5 separate regions of the Homo sapiens genome follow, and regions 1, 2, 4 and 5 are each linked to region 3. A link is a contact called in ENCODE Hi-C or POLR2A ChIA-PET data. All regions are on one chromosome and are shown on one strand. Each heading gives the region's core, a stretch centred on a gene start or an enhancer-like site at or near the end of the contact. The rest is flanking DNA. Distances are from core to core; before and after follow the strand shown.

The links. Hi-C counts contacts between places; a loop is a spot of excess contacts on that map. ChIA-PET counts read pairs that join two places held with the same protein, here RNA polymerase II (POLR2A). Pooled maps may share reads with other maps.
Region 1: a map of CD4-positive, alpha-beta T cell shows a loop between it and region 3 (2.5-fold over the local background). The contact joins the promoter of ALS2CL here to the promoter of KIF9-AS1 in region 3. A Hi-C loop is called at or near these places in 3 of 168 maps with a recorded cell type or tissue (CD4-positive, alpha-beta T cell, chondrocyte and heart left ventricle) and 11 of 50 pooled maps. POLR2A ChIA-PET finds 5 or more read pairs at or near these places in 5 of 52 experiments (GM10248, MCF 10A, WTC11 and 2 more).
Region 2: a map of naive thymus-derived CD4-positive, alpha-beta T cell shows a loop between it and region 3 (17-fold over the local background). The contact joins the enhancer-like site here to the promoter of KIF9-AS1 in region 3. A Hi-C loop is called at or near these places in 1 of 168 maps with a recorded cell type or tissue (naive thymus-derived CD4-positive, alpha-beta T cell) and 7 of 50 pooled maps. POLR2A ChIA-PET finds 5 or more read pairs at or near these places in 5 of 52 experiments (CD4-positive, alpha-beta T cell, CD8-positive, alpha-beta memory T cell, H1 and 2 more).
Region 4: a pooled map shows a loop between it and region 3 (15-fold over the local background). The contact joins the enhancer-like site here to the promoter of KIF9-AS1 in region 3. A Hi-C loop is called at or near these places in 1 of 37 single-sample maps with no recorded cell type and 7 of 50 pooled maps. POLR2A ChIA-PET finds 5 or more read pairs at or near these places in 1 of 52 experiments (activated CD4-positive, alpha-beta T cell).
Region 5: a loop to region 3 is called in a pooled map, with 5 times the contacts of the local background. The contact joins the promoter of CSPG5 here to the promoter of KIF9-AS1 in region 3. A Hi-C loop is called at or near these places in 4 of 50 pooled maps.

Annotation. Positions count from the first base shown.
Region 1 is chr3:46,692,429-46,695,546 of GRCh38, forward strand. ALS2CL (ALS2 C-terminal like) reads right to left here and starts at 1,251. Exons shown (of 26, transcript NM_147129.5): 1 at 1,215-1,251. It also overlaps a transcript of TMIE not described here. RefSeq lists enhancers at 1-606, 2,188-2,977 and silencers at 1,051-1,345, 1,076-1,325, 1,476-1,555.
Region 2 is chr3:47,419,434-47,422,752 of GRCh38, forward strand. SCAP (SREBF chaperone) reads right to left here. Exons shown (of 23, transcript NM_012235.4): 10 at 3,009-3,103; 11 at 1,498-1,596; 12 at 1,121-1,339; 13 at 1-271. Among named protein-coding and RNA genes, the nearest start is that of PTPN23-DT, 40 kb to the left of the region's middle. RefSeq lists an enhancer at 2,079-2,128. Within about 2 kb of position 1,763, at least 22 of the 41 ENCODE cell types and tissues checked have a DNase peak (open chromatin) inside an H3K27ac peak, as active enhancers do.
Region 3 is chr3:47,162,830-47,165,918 of GRCh38, forward strand. KIF9-AS1 (KIF9 antisense RNA 1) reads left to right here and starts at 1,541. Exons shown (of 7, transcript NR_033373.1): 1 at 1,541-1,768. It overlaps SETD2 (SET domain containing 2, histone lysine methyltransferase), which reads right to left and starts at 1,284. Exons shown (of 21, transcript NM_014159.7): 1 at 1,025-1,284. The coding sequence starts at 1,095. RefSeq lists silencers at 577-886, 937-1,686, 1,737-1,786.
Region 4 is chr3:46,844,422-46,847,665 of GRCh38, forward strand. No RefSeq gene overlaps it. Among named protein-coding and RNA genes, the nearest start is that of MYL3, 17 kb to the right of the region's middle. RefSeq lists silencers at 1,316-1,415, 1,466-1,745 and an enhancer at 1,838-2,571. Within about 2 kb of position 1,515, at least 32 of the 41 ENCODE cell types and tissues checked have a DNase peak (open chromatin) inside an H3K27ac peak, as active enhancers do.
Region 5 is chr3:47,576,930-47,580,268 of GRCh38, forward strand. CSPG5 (chondroitin sulfate proteoglycan 5) reads right to left here and starts at 1,936. Exons shown (of 5, transcript NM_006574.4): 1 at 1,668-1,936; 2 at 1-999. The coding sequence starts at 1,764. RefSeq lists silencers at 1,147-1,236, 1,287-1,346, 1,387-1,436 and an enhancer at 2,561-3,265.

The DNA.
Region 1 (3,118 bases), core at 1-2,500, 470 kb before region 3:
AGTTCAAAGGTTCCTTAGTGACAGGCTGTGCCTAATGTACAGATGGGGAAACTGAGGCCCAGGAACAATGGGAGGGTCCAGAGACCCTTGTGTAGAACTTGTGCAGGGCTCAGACCCAGACTTCTGGCTCCAGCCCACCAGGTTCACCTAGCTAGATGGCTCAGAGAGGGTGGGCAACTCACCTGAGGCACAGAGCAAGATCCTGACGGGCCCTGCCTCACAGCTGTCCTCAGGCAGCCCTGATGCTCACCACGGGGTGCGGTGGGGTGGGGCAGGGTGAGGACAGAACTGGCCAGTCACGGCGTGCCCAGGTGAGTCAGCGGCTGCCCCTGTGGCGCTCTAACCAGTAGCCAGACCTGGTCTCTCCTCTGCATTCCTGGCCTCTGTCCACGCTAGGTCCCTCCCGGGCAGGGTCACTGGGGCCTTCCCTGTCCTCTCCCAGGCCTGGCTCCTTAGGCCCCTGACACACCTTGTCGTGACACTCACTCACTCTGGTATTTCCTGGTCTGAACAGGCAGGGAAGTTCTGCCTGCTGTGGAGGCTTTTTCATGGGCTGCCGTGGCAGCCCCTTCGTTGTCTGGTGCCCAGTGGGGGAGAGTAGAGACACGCACTGCCCCAGGGAGGGGGCGCTGAACTGTCACACCTGATCCCTCAGTCTCATGCTCGCCTCTCCCCGCTGCACCCTTCCTCGGCCCCACCATGGCTACAAGCCTCTTGTCCTAGACAAGCACCCCTCCCTGCTGTCGCATATGTCCCAGCTTCCCTTCCTCTCCCTGCCCAGGCACACACTCAGTCGCTGGAGTTTCCCAGACCCGAGCTCCTGTTCCGGCCGCCAGGCATTTGCCATGCCGCTCCCATGCGAAAAGGCCACCTCCTGGAATCCCGGGTCGGGCCCTTCCGCCCTAACCAGCCGGCGTCACCTCCTCCTGGCAGTCTCTCCTGCTGGCTGGGGCCCCGTGGCCCTGCCACCACGGCTCAGGTCAGGCCCGGGGCGCTGCCCCGAACCCAAGCAGGCTAGCAGCCAGGCAGGGAGGACGACGCTGTGAGCGGGGTATCTTACGAGGGACTCGGACGGCCGGGGGATGACTGCCGCCGGGACCAAGGAGCTGGGCGGGGACCGCAGCAGCCGAGGAGGCGGGAGCCCCCACCTGGACGAGCTAAGCGTGGAGCGCAGACACCCGTCCGCAGACGCGCGCCCTTCGTCGCGCCCTTACCTGAGCGCTGTGGTTGCCCCGCGCCGGGACTGCCTGTGCGGCTCCTCGCTCGCACCCCCACCCTGCCCCCTGCCAGTCCCGCCCCCTGCCAGCCCCGCCCCCTTCGCCCAGCCCCGCCCCGCCCCGCCTCCGGGTGTTGCTCTGGAGTTGCGGGGGCCACGGGCGGGCCACCGAGGAGCTGGCGCGCGGTATTGATCCGTCCCGCCGCCCCAAGCCTCTCCTGAGGCCTCCCTCTGGCGTCCCCCGGGATCCGGAGGCCCCTGGGACCCGGCGCGGGGAGGAAAAGTGGGAGTCTTGACCCCTCCGCCCCCTACGCACCCACGCGCACACTCAGGCTCGCCTCTCGCGCCCCGCTTCCCCTGCAAGGCTCCGAGGCCGCCGTGCCACCACCTCGCCCCGCCAGTCAGTCGCTCTGCGAGCCTGTGGTGCAGCCCCGTGACCTCCCGGGTCTGCCCTGAGTCACAGAAGCCAGCACACGCGGAGCGCTGTGTGGGTTCGTGGAACTTGGAGCCTGTAGAGGGGTATACTGAGGCGCCCTGCGGCCCCCTGGGCTGGGTGTCCACGGCCGGCCGCCCCTCCTGTGCGACCTTGGGGAAGTCCCCTTTCCTCCCCACTCCTGAGTCTCAACAGGCCTAGTAGAGCATGAAGCCGGCCGCGTGTGCTTTGTGCGAAGGCCTGAGACCTTGGAAAGGGTGGCTGAAGACTTATCTGGGACAGACCCCCCGGGAGCGGGAGGGAACTTAGTTCAAACCTGTAACAAAGAAGCCCCCCGTCAGCAGCCTGATTCCCCCTCTGGCCACCAGGTTAGTCACCCATTGCTCTCAGTGGCACTCAGGTTCCAGTGAGGGGGAGGCTCAGGGTCCAAGGCGGCCGTGGAAGAGCAGAAAGGGTGGCCCACCAGCCCCCTACTCAGCCCCCTACTGAGGAGGTGGGAGGCATCCCCCAACCTGCCAGGCTGAAGAGACCCCCAGTGGAGGTAAGTAGGGGCCTGGGGCCTGCCAAGCTCATCCCCTGGCTCCCTTGGGTTGTTGCGAGGTGGGAGTTTACTGTCTGCCAAGCTGCACATCACCCCTTGGAGGGTTTCCAGCCTGGGACCCTTGTCTGAGTGACTGCAGGTCCCAGTGACCTCACCCTTTTGCCCCACATTGCTCTCCTCCTGGGTCCCAATCCTGCAGAGCCGCCCCTTCCTGCTTCTCCATCCCTCCCCACATTGCCAAAGCCCGCCCTAGCTCTGGCCTCCCCTTTTCCAGCCTTGTTTTCTTGCCCCCTTCTGCACCCCCTGCTGCCTGAGGGGCTCCACTCCCAAAGGCCTTGCTCCTCTGGTCCCTGCCTGCTAGAGGTGTTGCTGTGTTGGTGGGTGGGGGCTACCTCAAGGAGGCTTCTGGTGAGGTGTCCCTCTGGCCCTCTGGGAAAGCCTCCCCTCCCCATGCCCTCCACCCCCAGGCTCCGGACCTTGGCCCCCACTCCCCTTCACAGCCCTGTTGGCCTGCGGGACTGTCTGCTGGGGCACTTGGCTCCCTGAGTCTACAGCACAGCCTGGCAGAGCCACCGCCCCAGCAGGTGGAATGAACTGAGGCTTCAGGTTCTAAACAGGCCTCCAAGGTCTTCCCTGTGGGGATCCTTTGTGCCTGTGGGGCAGTGGGAGGTAGCGGTACATTCTGGAAGAGCTGGTATGGGGCCTTGTGCTGCTTTCCTCTTGCTGTGTGATCACAGGCAGTGTGTGGCCTCTCTGTAACGTAGTGCCCCTGCTGGTGAAATATCTTACCTGCGCCTCCTTCTCGGGGTTATGTGGGACTCTGAGAGGAGGGGTATGGTGGGTTCAAGGGGCTCCTTCAGGGATGAGCACGGTTTAGAGGATCTATGGGTCCCCTAGAGCATGGGTGTGGGCCACCAGGCATCCCTGG
Region 2 (3,319 bases), core at 513-3,012, 260 kb after region 3:
CTGGGCTGTCATGGACAACCTCTGCTGGACCTCCACGCTCAGGTGACTCGCCTGGCGACGTCTGGTTCTCAGGTAGCTTAGGGGCATCAGGTGGGAAGATGGAGAAGGCAGGGTCCGGGTGGCTGGGGGGCAGCATGCCACTAGGCACGGGCATGGGAGCCAGGGCTCCCTCACCCAATGGGCTCTGTTCCGTCACCTGGGCAGCGAGGTAGTTGCGCAGCCCTGCTGGGTCTGTGTATACCAGGATGCCAATCCAGACAACGGTGCCAGCCTGCAGTGGGGCAGGGGGTACTCAGTGGGAGGAATGGGCCCCAACCCCCAGCAGCTTCAGCCCTCATGCTGAGAGGAAGCAGCACAGGGACCTCAGGCCTGGGGATGGAGAGAGGACACAGGCCCCACTGCGTCCTTTTCTCCTGCCTCTCCAAGTCCTCCTGCTAACACCTGCCAACACTTGCTGCTGGAGGGGCCTGCTTGCCTTTCCACAGTTAGGGGCTGAGTTTCTTGGCCTGGAAATACACTGAAGCACCCTGAGGTTTGACACAGAATGTCCCCACCCCTAAGCTCCACCTCAGCTGGAGCCAGAAAGCTGCTACCATTCCTACGGTCAGAGGGCCAGCAACCTGACCTGCTCCAGAGTCCCCCAGAGGTCCTAGTCCCAGGGGGCCTCAGCCTTCCTCCCATCTCAGTTCAGCTCCCTGGAAGAGGCACTGCTGCCCCAAGGCCAGCCCAGCCCGGCTGGTGAATGATTTTGCCCAGCACTTTCCAGTGTCTGCACACCATGCAGCGGCCGATGAACCCGACCCAGGGCAATGTGGTGGCCACAAGTGGGTCCATCCCAGAGCACTCAACTAACAGGCTCCTGTCCTGGGCCACTCTGGGGAGAGGATGGCTCCTGTACCTGAGAACCCTGGAGCTGCTTCTCCCACAGGCTTATCTCCTCAGAAGCCACTAGGGTCTGGGCAGGGAGGACACAACGGGCAACTCCCCAGAGCCAGGCTTCCAGGGGCCACCAGGGCCTGAGGAATACCCTTTGCCACTCTAAGGCCAAGTGCAGCACCACAAGGGGCCTGGAGCACCGGCCCTCCAGAAGAGGGCAGGGCAGGGCAGGGGTGGCAGGTACCATGATGAGGCGCTGTGCCAGGCGGGTGCGGGCCAGGAAGTAGACAACACGCAGCCTCTTGGGGAGCCGCAGGTTTCGGAAGGAAGACGGCTGCAACGTGATGGTGTGGGGTGTGGACGGCCTCACAGCCAGCTGCCGCTCGTAGCGCGTTGGCTGTCCCACTGGCTTGGCTGAGGGCAGGCAGGCCTCAGGGGGCAGTCGCTTGTTCAGGTCTGCTAGCTGTTGGGGGCACAGTGGTCAGGGCCTGAGTCCACCATCCAGAGGCTGCTCGCACAGGACCGCTGTCCTGCCCGAGGTCTACACCCTTCTCACCCAGGACTCCCTCAGTACAGCCAGGGCTGAGGAGGCGGGCAGGGCAGGGCTCAGCCCACTCCTACCTCCATCCGGCGAATGTCAATGGACAGGACAGTGGTGAAAAACAGCATCTGAAGGAAGAAGTCAGACACCAGCCCCACGACAGCAAAGAGACAGAACTCCTGGAATCAGAGCACATGGGGATGGGGGGGTGCCGTGACCTCACTGTCCCAGCCCAAGAGGAGCAGTACCCGGACTGCAGCCACCTCATAACCGGCAGGGCAGCAGCAGGCAGGGCACAGCAGAGATGAGAGATGCTGGTTGGTCCTCAGCTCACATACCAGCAGCAGCTCACCCCGTCTCCACCAGGGGGCAGAAGAAACCCTCACACTTTCTTCAGAAAGGGCTGAAAGGGAAGGGGAAGTACCTTCCCTGAATCTTCCGGTCCCTCTAGAGGGGACTGAAGGCCTGATCCAACCCGGAAACCTCTAAGCCCCACCAGCCTGCTCCCCAAAAAGTCCTTCCCCACTGAGCCCCCGCCCTGCTCATGCATCACCAACCCAGCTAGAGCCCAGGCCTGATTCAGGGGCTCTCAGAAAGGTTCCCAGCCAGCAACTGCCCCGGAACAATGAAGAGAGAGAGAGAGGGATTAATTCTCTAAAACTGAAAAAGGGTGAGCTCTCTGCTCCCCAAGCTCTGTCAGCAGACAAAATTTTCTGAGATGTCGGTGTTGAGACCTCTAGCACATCACCACAGTGCTACTCCGATCTGGGGTAAGACCATGGAGTGCAGATAGTGGCACAGTGGTTGTCTCAGCTCTAACGTCCCAAGACTGTACCCTATCCTGCAGATACTACTGTTTTTCCAGGAGAAGCAGCCCACAGCCCATCTGTTCTCTGCTCACCCCCATCCCTCAGCTGGCCTGCCAGCCCTGGGGGAAAGACGGGCGAGAAAAGATGGCATCCTCCCCTTCCTGCAACTCCTTCTGGAATGGCTGGCATCAGTCTGGGGTTCCAGCTCAGTGCAGGGCCACCTCCACCTCTGCTCACAGCCCACAGCTGAGTGAGGGCACTTTGCCAAGAGCAGGGTCACTCTGGGCAATGGGTGGTGGCCCTCCCACTGGTCAGGCCAGGCAAGGCCATGCGTCTGGCGACTGCGGCACAGGCCAGGGCCAAGGGAGGAGACCGGAGGAAGGGTCTAGGAACCCCACGGTGCTTCTCCCTCAAAAATGGGAAACAGGTGTGACAAACTGCACAGCCAGTCCCCAGCTCCTGCCATGCCCTTGCAGCCTCCTCCTGCCACTTGGCTGAAAGGGAAGCAGGCAGGGAGGGGTAGGAAGACAGGGTCAAGGGCAGAGTCTGCCTGGCTAGGTGCTCAATCTGGGAACCCAGCCAGGGTTTGCTGAGCACTTCTGAGCCAGGCATGCCAGGGGCCATCTGGGTGCTGTAGTGATCTGCTTGCCAGGCAAAGAGGTCCCACCTCAGAAGCAAGGATGCCTGTGCTGAAGAGGGGAGCACCCTGCCCATGGCTGCACAGCTGGGGAGCACAGCAGTTGCTTCCATGCTCATCCAGGTGGCAGGCCTTGGGGCCTTACCTGGATGGCGGGCACTAGGGTGAAGTAGCCGATGAGGATGATGCCCAGCTCCGTGGCCATGTTCTTCATGATGGACCAGCTCTCGCTGCTTAGGCCTGCAGAGGGCAGCAACAGGGCACAGGGCAACACATGGCCACTCTGCGACATGACTCACACAACCTCATGGGCCTCGGAGTGGCAGAGGCATGGCAAGGCCCCCCAGCCCTTTGAAGGAGCCATTCCACCAAAGCACCCCAACCCTCAGGGTCCTGCTAATGCCCAGACTTTAAGGGGCCATCACCACCACACAGCTGCTACGGGGAACGGGTGTT
Region 3 (3,089 bases), core at 291-2,790:
GGGTTCAGGGAAAGAAGTGACTCCAGGCTTTCTGAGATAGCAGATACAGCAGCAGATTCAGACCTCAAGAGAAATGTAAAGGTGTCCTAGACTGAAAAATTACTATTGGGCAAAACTGTGTGTCGGTTTTCCACAACATTGTCTTCTTTAGAGAATCCTCAAACGATTCTTGGTTTTTAACCAAGTCTTCACAAGAAATAGAAAGTCATCCGTTTAGGGTAAGAGATTCCTGTTACCAAGAAAATTGTGTCCGAAAGTGTGAAAATCTCACAACCTGCAAGAAAATGTATGTCCCTCAGGAGGCTTTCATTTTCAAGCGGAAAAACAAACCCGGTGTCACCTCAACAACGGGACCACACAAACCTCGCCATTACAAAACCCAAGTGCCAAAGGTGCACAATGTGAATCCGGAAGCACTGCAAGGCCAGGATCGAGTTCCCAGGAGGAAAAAATCAAACTCAGGAGTGCAGCGCGGGCCCCTCCACGGCCCGGGGGCCAGGCAACCCGCGCTAGGCCCTTCCGGTCCGAGGCGCCGCCGTCGCGGGGAGGTCGGGCGACGGGTCGAGCTTCCACCCGAGCCCGGGGATTCGCGGCCTACCCTCACCGGCGCCCTCTTGCCGGGCCCGGCACCGGCAGCTCCTCCGACTCTGCCCTTTGGCTAGCAGCGGGGCCCGGACGAGCCACGAGGAGCCCGAGAGGACCGCCGAGCCCCGGGATGGCCGGGTCGGTGCGGACACGGCGGTAACCGTAGGGACCGTGGCCGCCCCTCCCCCACCGGCCCGGCCCAACCGCCGCCGCGACACGAGCAGCGGCGCCAACGCCGGGCCCAACCGCGGGCCTGCTGCGGCCCCGGCCAAGCGGCTCGAAGTGGCGGCGCGGGCCTGCTCCCGACACCGACCGCGCGAGGCCACCGTGGGCCTGTTACTCCTCGCGCCGGCCCGCGCCGCCACCCGTCAGGACGCGCCGCCCTCGGCTGGGGATAAGGCGGCCGACAGCAGCGGGGGGCCGCGGAGCTGATACTTACTCAGGGGTCGGGTGCTCCGGGTCGTAGAAATCCCCCATCTTCGGAGGCGGCTGCGGCTGCAGCTGCTTCATCGGGAGCGGCTGGAGACGGCGACGCGAGCCCCCTCCCCGCAGCAGGGCGACGCGGGGGAGGGGAGGGGAGGAGGCCGCAGGTCCGACCGCGGCGGCGGCGGCGGCGGCGGCGGCGGCGGCAGGGGCGGCCCGCGTCGCTACCTCGCTCGTCGCTCCCTCCCTCCCTCGGACGCCCGCCAGCCGCTCTCTCCCTCTCACCCTCACACCGGGAGCGACGCACACCCCACCCGCCCCTCAGCTTCGCAGGCCCGGCCCCTTAAAGAGACACACACGGGCCACCGATCTGCCGCCAGTCGGCGTGCCTTGCAGCTGTTGGCTTGACCCCAGGCCGGGACGGGCAGAGCGGAACACTGCCCGGCGGGTCCAGGCCGACCGTGCCTGTGGCTCTCCGGAACAATAAACCCCCGGCCCCAGTGATGTGGGCCAGACCGGACCTGGAGAGGCGGCACCGCGACCCCTCCCGCAACCCGCCTGGCGGCCGGGGGCAGCGTGACCCGGCCCGCTACCGTGTCACAGCTGGCGACTGACAAACAGCAGGCGACGTCGGGAGAACTCCCCGAGACACCCGAGACATCAGCCTTCTCGCTCCGCGGCCCTGCAGGACCTGCCCGCCGGGAGCCCCGGAGTCCGCGGCAGCGCCGAGGGCCCCTCCCCCAGGCCTCTGGGCTCTGAGGTAACGCGGCCGCGGCTGCTCCCGGGCCCCTCGTCCCACTCGCCCCTCTCTTTTTTATTTTTCCTCGCCCTCTCTCTCCCTTGCCCGTTCATCTCGACCCTTTAGCAAGCATGGAAGCCCAGCGAGGCGGGGGATTGCTCGGAGGCCGAGCTCCCGGCAGCCTCCTCCGCCTTCCTTCCCGCTGTGCCCTCGGGGCTCCTACCTCCACCTCGGCGCGGCGCTCTGCCCCCACCCGAAGTCTCCAAGGCGGCAGCTCCCCTCTCCTGTGTGGTTCTTGGGGCCTTAGAGGCAATGTCATGAAAAAAAGGGTATTAATCACTTTCCTACAGAAATGATAAGATGAGACTAAGTAGAATAACTTGAAAGAGCTACGAGTTGTTATTTTTGGAAGGAGAGATAGGAACGCGTAAATCCAATAGCTAAACTTTCTAGACGCTGAAGAGTTTTTGGCGATAGATCATTTTGACATTGGGGGTTCATAGGGTTAGCGTTTTTTGTGTTGTTGTTGCTGTTGTTTTTCCACTAGAATTTTGAATCGGATTTTACCAGCAATTGGTAACGGAAAGGAAAGGATGTGTCTTCCAATTGAGAAACAGTGGTTAAAAACTGAAAGTGGGCCGGGCGCGGTGGTTCACGCCTGTAATCCCAGCACTTTAGGAGGCCGAGGCGGGCGGAGTAACTGAGGTCAAGAGTTCCAGACCACACTGGCCAACATGGCGAAACCCCATCTCTACTAAAAATACAAAATTTAGCCGGGCGTGGTGGCGCACGGCTGTAATTCCAGGTACGCGGGAGGCTGAAGCAGGAGAATCGCTTGAACCCAGGAGGCGGAGGTTGCAGTAAGCCCAGATTGTGCCACTGCACTCCAGCCTGGCGACAGAGCAAGACTCCATCTCAAAAAAATAAATAAATGAATGAAAATAAAAAATAAATTAGCTGGGCGTGGTGGTGCGCCTGTAATCCCAGCTACTCGGGAGGCTGAGGCAGGAGAATCGCTTGAACCCAGGAGGCGGAGGTTGTAGTGAGCCCAGATCGCACCATTGCACTCCAGCCTGGGCGATATAGCGAGACTCCGTCTCAAAAAAATAAAACAACAACAACAAAAAAAAACTGAAATATGATACGAAAGAATAAACATCCTTCAGTGGTTAACTTTTTAAAATAGCCTTTATATGTATGTAGGCTACAGTGTCTATTAGTGTTTTATAATCATTGTTTTTCACTTAGGGATTATTTTGGCTTTTGTTTTTTTTTTTCCTGGTACCTTTAGGGTTAGCATGGAGGTCCAGGGTCCATCTGACTCCCTAGGTTCGAATCTCCC
Region 4 (3,244 bases), core at 265-2,764, 320 kb before region 3:
CACACTAAGTGCTCAATAAATATTAGTCACCCTTATTCCTTATTGTAGTTATAGTTGTTACCTTCACGAGGAGCCTCAAGCATCTGAAAGGTGCAGGCACCAGAGCAAGCAAAATCTCCCAGCCACTATCTGTATCCAGCCGCCTGCCTCCCTGTCTACTGCATCTCCTCTCCTGGTTTCCCTGCTCCTTCTGGGGCTGCTGGTCTCCCTCTCTGCTACTGGAGCCTGTGTCCCCCTCTGGTTCCCTCAATCTTTGTCCCTCAATTACAGATGGGACTTCTGGACTCTCCACAGTGCCTCAGGCAGAGTCCCCCTAAGATATCCTGAACCCGACTGCCTGCTTCTACTCTCCTCCATTCTGTTCCCCCCATTCCACCCCTTCACTTGTTCCAGCGTCCAGGCTGTTGCCTTAGGATTCTGCTCCCACCCTGAGACCCCCCACCCCACCAACGCCGCCACATTCCACCTAAGCGCCCATCCTCTAGAAAGCCTTTGCTGACACCCTCCCCAACCTTTTGGTGCCCACAGCCTCCCCCCGACCCCCCACCGTGCTGATCCCTTACGAAGCACTCTCATTCTGCTGGAACCTCTGTGCTGTCCCTGTCTCCCCCAAGGCTGACAATTTCCCAAGCTCCCCCTCCTCCCACAATGCCCCACCCAGGAAGCCCAGGGCCTGATCTCTGGCGCCTCAGCTCCTGAGACCCCCCTCCCCCTGCCGTCTAGAAACGTTCCTGGAATCCACCGACCCTCCCCACAGTGTTCCCTCTCTAATCCCCACAACAGTCTCAACCCTACAGTGGAGGAAATGAGTGGCGAGAGGTTAAGCAATTTGCCAAGATCACACGAGGCAGGAGTAAAGCGGGGCTTGAACCCAGGGCCCTGGGCAGGGCTGGGGTGCGGGGGCTGGCAGGGTATCGACCCAGGGTACACAACACAGCAGTCAAACAGATAGACAGAGTTTTGGATGAGCCAACGGCTGAGATGGGACGAGAAGCCAGCGCCTCCTCCCTGCGCGTCTGTCTGCAGGCCAGGGGCTCACACGGGAGCCGGCTCCTGCCCCCTGGCCCAGGGCCAGCCGTCATCCCCATGAGGTCAGCCACAGCTGGCGATTTCGGGGAAATACCAGCTCCTTATTAAAAACAGGCGGTGGTCAGGCCCCCGCTGCTTTCCCAGTAGAAACTGGAGTGTTTGTTCCAAAAGGAACAAGAGTGGGCAGGGCCTGGCCAGGGCCCTGAGGCGGGAGGCTTGAGCTGCAGTACCTGGTCAGGGTGTCCCGGGAGCTGCGGGGAGAGGAAGTGGAGGGGACAGCCCCAGTCCGGCAGTCGCGGGTGGGGGCTAGCAAAGGCAGCCTGTGTGAGGGGCGGGCACCGGCCCGGGAGGGGATGGTCCCACAACACCTCGAGGCTGCGCCGACCAGGGAGGGGTTGTGGACTGTGACCTCCACAGCTGCACCCCCCACCCCGGCCCGGGGACAAATCTCAGGCAGTGGGCAAGGCCTGAGAAAAAGCAGGCTCATGGCGATAAGTCCCTCCTCTTCCGGGGTAGGCAGCCGCCACCCGCGCCCCTGTGCCCAGAGCCTGCAGCCCCCGCCTCCAGGAGATCTGCGGAGGCCTCCCCTGCAGGGGGCGCGAGTGGGCCATGCCTCCCCCGGCCCCGGCCCAGGCCCCGGCCCACCCCGCCACTCTCCGCGCCAGCACAGGCCGCCCTGCATCTGGAGCGAGTTAGGGTTGGCGGCCTGGCGGGCGGCGGCGTGAGCTCATCCCGGCCCGCCCCGCTGCGGTTTCCACGCGGCTGTGAAGGGAACAGAACACAGAAACGCCGCGCCGAGGGCCGGGCCGGAGGAGCACAGAGGAGCGGCCGCTCCTCCCGGGATGTGGGTGGGAGTGGGAGAGGCGGGAGTGTGTATCACTGGCGCGTCGCCGAGGGAGGCTGAGCCCTGGGAGCCGGCCACCAGCATGCGTCGCTGGTGTCACCGTGTGTGGTGGCTTGCGAGGGTGTGTGTGTCCCGAAGGGAAAACACTGTGCGTGTGATAAGTTGCACACCTCCCAACACACACTCCTCGTTTTACAAAAATCAGCAGCTGAGGGCAGAGGACAAGGAGGGCTGGCCAGTGCACAAACTGGGGCTTGGCTCCCACCCGGGGCCTGTGTCCCTGAGTGGATGCAGAAGCTCTGGACCAACCAGCCCAGGTGTCTGGCAGGGCCCAGGGCCCACCTCCCCAGACACACACATACTTTTCCTGGTCACTGCCCCCCTCACACTCCCCCCAAGGAGCCCAGGCATCTTCTCCTTCAGGAAGGAGAAAGGAACCCCTCACACCAGGGTATTGGCTAACAGAGACACTCACAGCCCACACGGAAACAGGAACACATACCTGGACACAGGCTCACACCTGGAAGCACACCCAAGGAAAGCACTCCTGCTCTTGGAATCCTAGTTGGGAGAGCCCACCAGCAGGCTGTGAGGCAGTGGCAAGGCTTGAAAAGGCTTCTTGGTGAGATGCCCCTTCCCTCTGCCAGGGGCTGGGAACAGGAAGGCTGGAGGTCACTGAACCTTGAACCTTAGCGGCCCCAGCACCTTGTGATGGGCCCTGAGGGTACCGCCCTGTGTGAAGGGCCTCAGAACCCCAGCACTCCCAAGGACCGGAGCCAAGGTGGGGATATGGGCACTGTAGTGATATTGATCACCAGACACCGGGGGGGGAGCTGGGCTGGAGTGGGTGCTTCGGAGCATCCAAGGTTCCCTCCACCCATCAGGCCAGTCCTCACCTTGGGCACTCGCCTCAGGGACCTACTATCCCAGCTTCGGGTAGATGTCACCCAGCTGCACTGGGAACTATGGGAGGTAGCCCAGGCCATGCAGCACCTGCCAGCCTTCCCGCCTGGGCTCACAGGGCTGTCATGCTCCCATCCTCCTCCCTTCACCCTACAGCTGGGCCATGGCTCTGAGACAGTGACCTTGCCTGCAGGATGGCACACATGAGTCTTTCACCCCTCCTTACCAGCTATTTCCCCTGGGCCCAAAGCACAGGATTGCAGAGGGCTGGTGGGGCTGAACTTGCCAGGAGCTTGGGTCCTCCATGTCCCCACCTGTGAGATAGAGAGGACACCCTATCCTGACCACTCCACCACAGGGTGCCTAAACTGTAAAGTGCATCTGCAGTACCCACGGGGGTCTTCAGCTCCCAAAACACTGGGGCAAGCTGGGTGAGGGATGTTATTTAACTGGAATGGCTATGGTTTG
Region 5 (3,339 bases), core at 686-3,185, 410 kb after region 3:
GCCGCACAAAGCCACTGCGGCACTCAGTGCCATTTTCACTGGAGGCCAAGTCCCTGCCTGGCTCTCCTGGGCGGGGCCTGAGGGCGATGCTGCTGCCGGGGACCGACCCCAGAGTGTGCTGTGGAGGGACAGCATGCCACCGACTGGTGGGCTGGCCTGTCCCGGGCCCCAGACCAGGCTTCCCAGTGGGCACTAGAAGCTCATTTTCATCTTCTAGGTCTCCACCTCCTACTGCATCTTTGTCATCCTCCTCTTCCTCCTCCTCTTCATCCAAGTCATCATAAAAGGATGTGGTGGGGTAGAAATCAGATTCATCGAAGGGGGTGAAATCATCGTATAAGTCAAGCAGGCTCCAGGAAGGGGTCTCTCCCTCAGTATCAGGGTGGTTCTCTGAGGTTCCTGGTGACCCTGGGAAGCTCCCCAGATCTGCGCCACGACCCTCACCATCCAGTCCTTCGAAGTAGTCGATGTCAATGATATCTGATGCCGGTTGGGGCTCCAGGGTGCCCTGAAATGGGTAAGTCAGCTCTGGCCCTTGAGGGTCGGGTGTGCTGCCCCCCAGGTTCAGCCAAACCTCCAAGGGGCTCTCCTTGGGGAGTTCAGAAGCTGGGCTCAGCTTGTCGCCGGGGGTGGGGGAGGGTGGCCCGCTGGCCTCTGTAGCCTCAGGAATGGCAGGGGGCATGATTGACTGCCCGAGGACCTCGTGGGGAGCCTGGAGCGTAGCTGGAAGGGCCTGGGCATCGCCGCTGCCCGCCTCTGCGGTCACTCCTCCCAGGCCTGGGCTGTCAGCTTCCAGCCAGGCGGTGCCGGTCACCGCAGCCGACTCCTGCAGCACCTCTTCTGGCCCGGCCAGCTCGCCACCGGGCGCCGTCCACGACGCCTCATCTTCCCCAGCCGCTGGTGGGCCGGCTTCTTCCCGCGTGTCGTTGGCAGGCGGCTCCCACGCCGGGCTGCCCTTCACCAGCTCTTCGGCCTCAACCGCGCTGCCCGCCTCACGCGCTGCGGGCGGGAGGGCAAGGGGCGGGACGTCAGGGCGGCGCGCTGAGGAGCCCTGGAGCCCCGGCCCGCCCCGGTCAGGCCCGCTCGCCTAGACCTGGTCAACCCAGACCTCGCCACCCTCAGACCCCACCGCCCCAGTGTGACCCCAGCCACCCGGTACCTCTAAGCCCCGTCCCGGAGTCTGCCCCCAAGACGAGGATCACACCCCGCCCAACGCCTCGCGGCTCGGCCCCGCCCGACCTGCCCCGCCGTCTGAAGAGCCAGGCCAGGGCGGCCCCCAGCTCGGCCCACCCATAAGTCTCACCCTCGGGAACCCACCCTGAGCCGCGTCCACTGGCTCCCGCCCTCAGCTCCAGGTCCCGCCCCGAAGTCTCACCCTCAGGCCCCGCCCCGGCCCCGCCCCGGCCCCGCCCCCGGCCCCGCCCCCAGTCCGCACCGCGGCCCGCGCGCTTGGGTCCCGGCTACCCCAACCGGGGTCGGCCCCCACGCGGGTCGGCCTTTCCCGGACCCCCACCACCTCCTGGGACCATTCCGCCGCCCGGCCGCGGCCAGGCGGTGCCCCGCCCCCTTGCCACAGCTCACAGCTCCACCTGTCCCCGCCGCCAGCGGGACCCCTGCCCTGGGTGGGGCACGAGGGCCGCGGGGGTCCCGGGCGCAGTCATACCTACCCGGCACGGCCCCAGAGGCCAGGACCAGCGCGGCCCCCAGAAACAGCAGCAGTGGCGGCGGCCCCCGGCCCGGGCCCCCGCCCCCGGCTCGCCCCATGGCGCGGCGCCCCGACCGCTGTCCGCGGTCCGCCCGGCTGGCTGCGCCCTCGGCTCGCCCGGCCGCCGCGCCTCCCGCCGGTTCTGCGGCCGCCTCAGCCCACGATGGGCAGCGCGAGGAGCCGCATGCCGCCGCCGCCGCCGTCCGCCGCTGTCCCCGGCGCGCCGCGCCTCCCCGCCTCCCGCGCCGCCGCTGCCGCCGCTGCGCTCAGCGCCGCCCTCACCCCGCCCGCCGCGCCGGCCCCGCCGCACGTAGCGGTGACGCCGGCCCCTTGGTCAGCCTGCCAGGGGAACAGACAGACCCCTCGCTGGGGACTAGGAGACACACGGACGGGGAGTGCGGGGCAGGCGGACGGGGAGCGCGAGGCAGGCGCACGGCGCGGCGCGCGGCGTTAGGCGGCAGGTGCACGGGCGGGAGACCTGTGGGATGGGGCCACGGTCCCGCCCCAGGTGAACAGGCGGCACGGGGCCCCGACCCGGAGGAACCCACCCGCCACGCGGCAAGCACGGAGGCGGGGACGTCGCGGGCCCAGTTACCCGCAGGGTCGGGGCGGGGTCCAGAAGAGCCGCAGGGGGCGGAAGCACGAGCCCCCACTGTGGAAACAAGCCAGGCCCGGGGCGCATGGAGCCTCTCGGATTCTGCACCAATCCCGTGTTCCGGGCGGGAAGGCTCTCAGGGAGGTCTCCGGGTCTCCACGAGGGAGGGGCGGGCGTTGGCAGAGCCTGGCAAGGGGGCGAAGCCGACCGCCCAGGCTCTAATCGGATCAGATCTAATCCGTTCGCAGCCAAAGCCACTAGCCTAGATCTCGCACAGCCAGGCCCGCCATAACGCATCCCGGGAGCAAGGGGTAAGACCCTCCCTGGGACTGCGGCTACCTCGCCTTCCTTCTAGTCTCCGGGCAGCCTGGGGAGCGGCCTTTAATCCTGGTCCCTTCTCCGGGATACGTCGTCCCCCAGGTGTCTCAGACCACCAAAACTCAGGTTCCTGGGTAGACCAGGGGGGTCTAGATCCCCAGCCGGGCACACATGGATGCTTGGCTTTAGAGTGATCTGTGGGGCCCATTCACAGCTTCAGGGCTCACAGGGCAACCCAAGACCACGCACCAGGAGGTCTGCTTAGTCGGCAGGAGGAACCGCAACCTAGTTACTTAGTTTATTCCCCCAAACCGACCGTCTACCCCTTAATGTGTTACTCACCCAAATGACAGTTCAGGGTATCAGCCCAAGGAGATAGGACAACTCCAGTATTTAAGAGACGGTCCCATTGCTGTCTTAGAAGACCAAATAAGTGACCAAGATGGAGATTCTATCTCCTAATCTTTCTGATACATATCTCCAGATGGAGTTGCCTTGGTTCAAAACCTGTTTCTCAGCAGAACTATGGCTGCAGCCTATTTGCCTAGCCTAGCGTCTCCACCTCTCCTGCCTGGTAAACTCCTCATGCCAGAAAAACTCAGTTCTTATCACCTTTCCCTCTATGAAGGCTTCTCAGCAGTTACACTTAATGCCCATCATCTCATCTTATCTACAGTTATTCCTCACTGGACTGCAAGGCACTTGAGTGCACAGGGCTGGT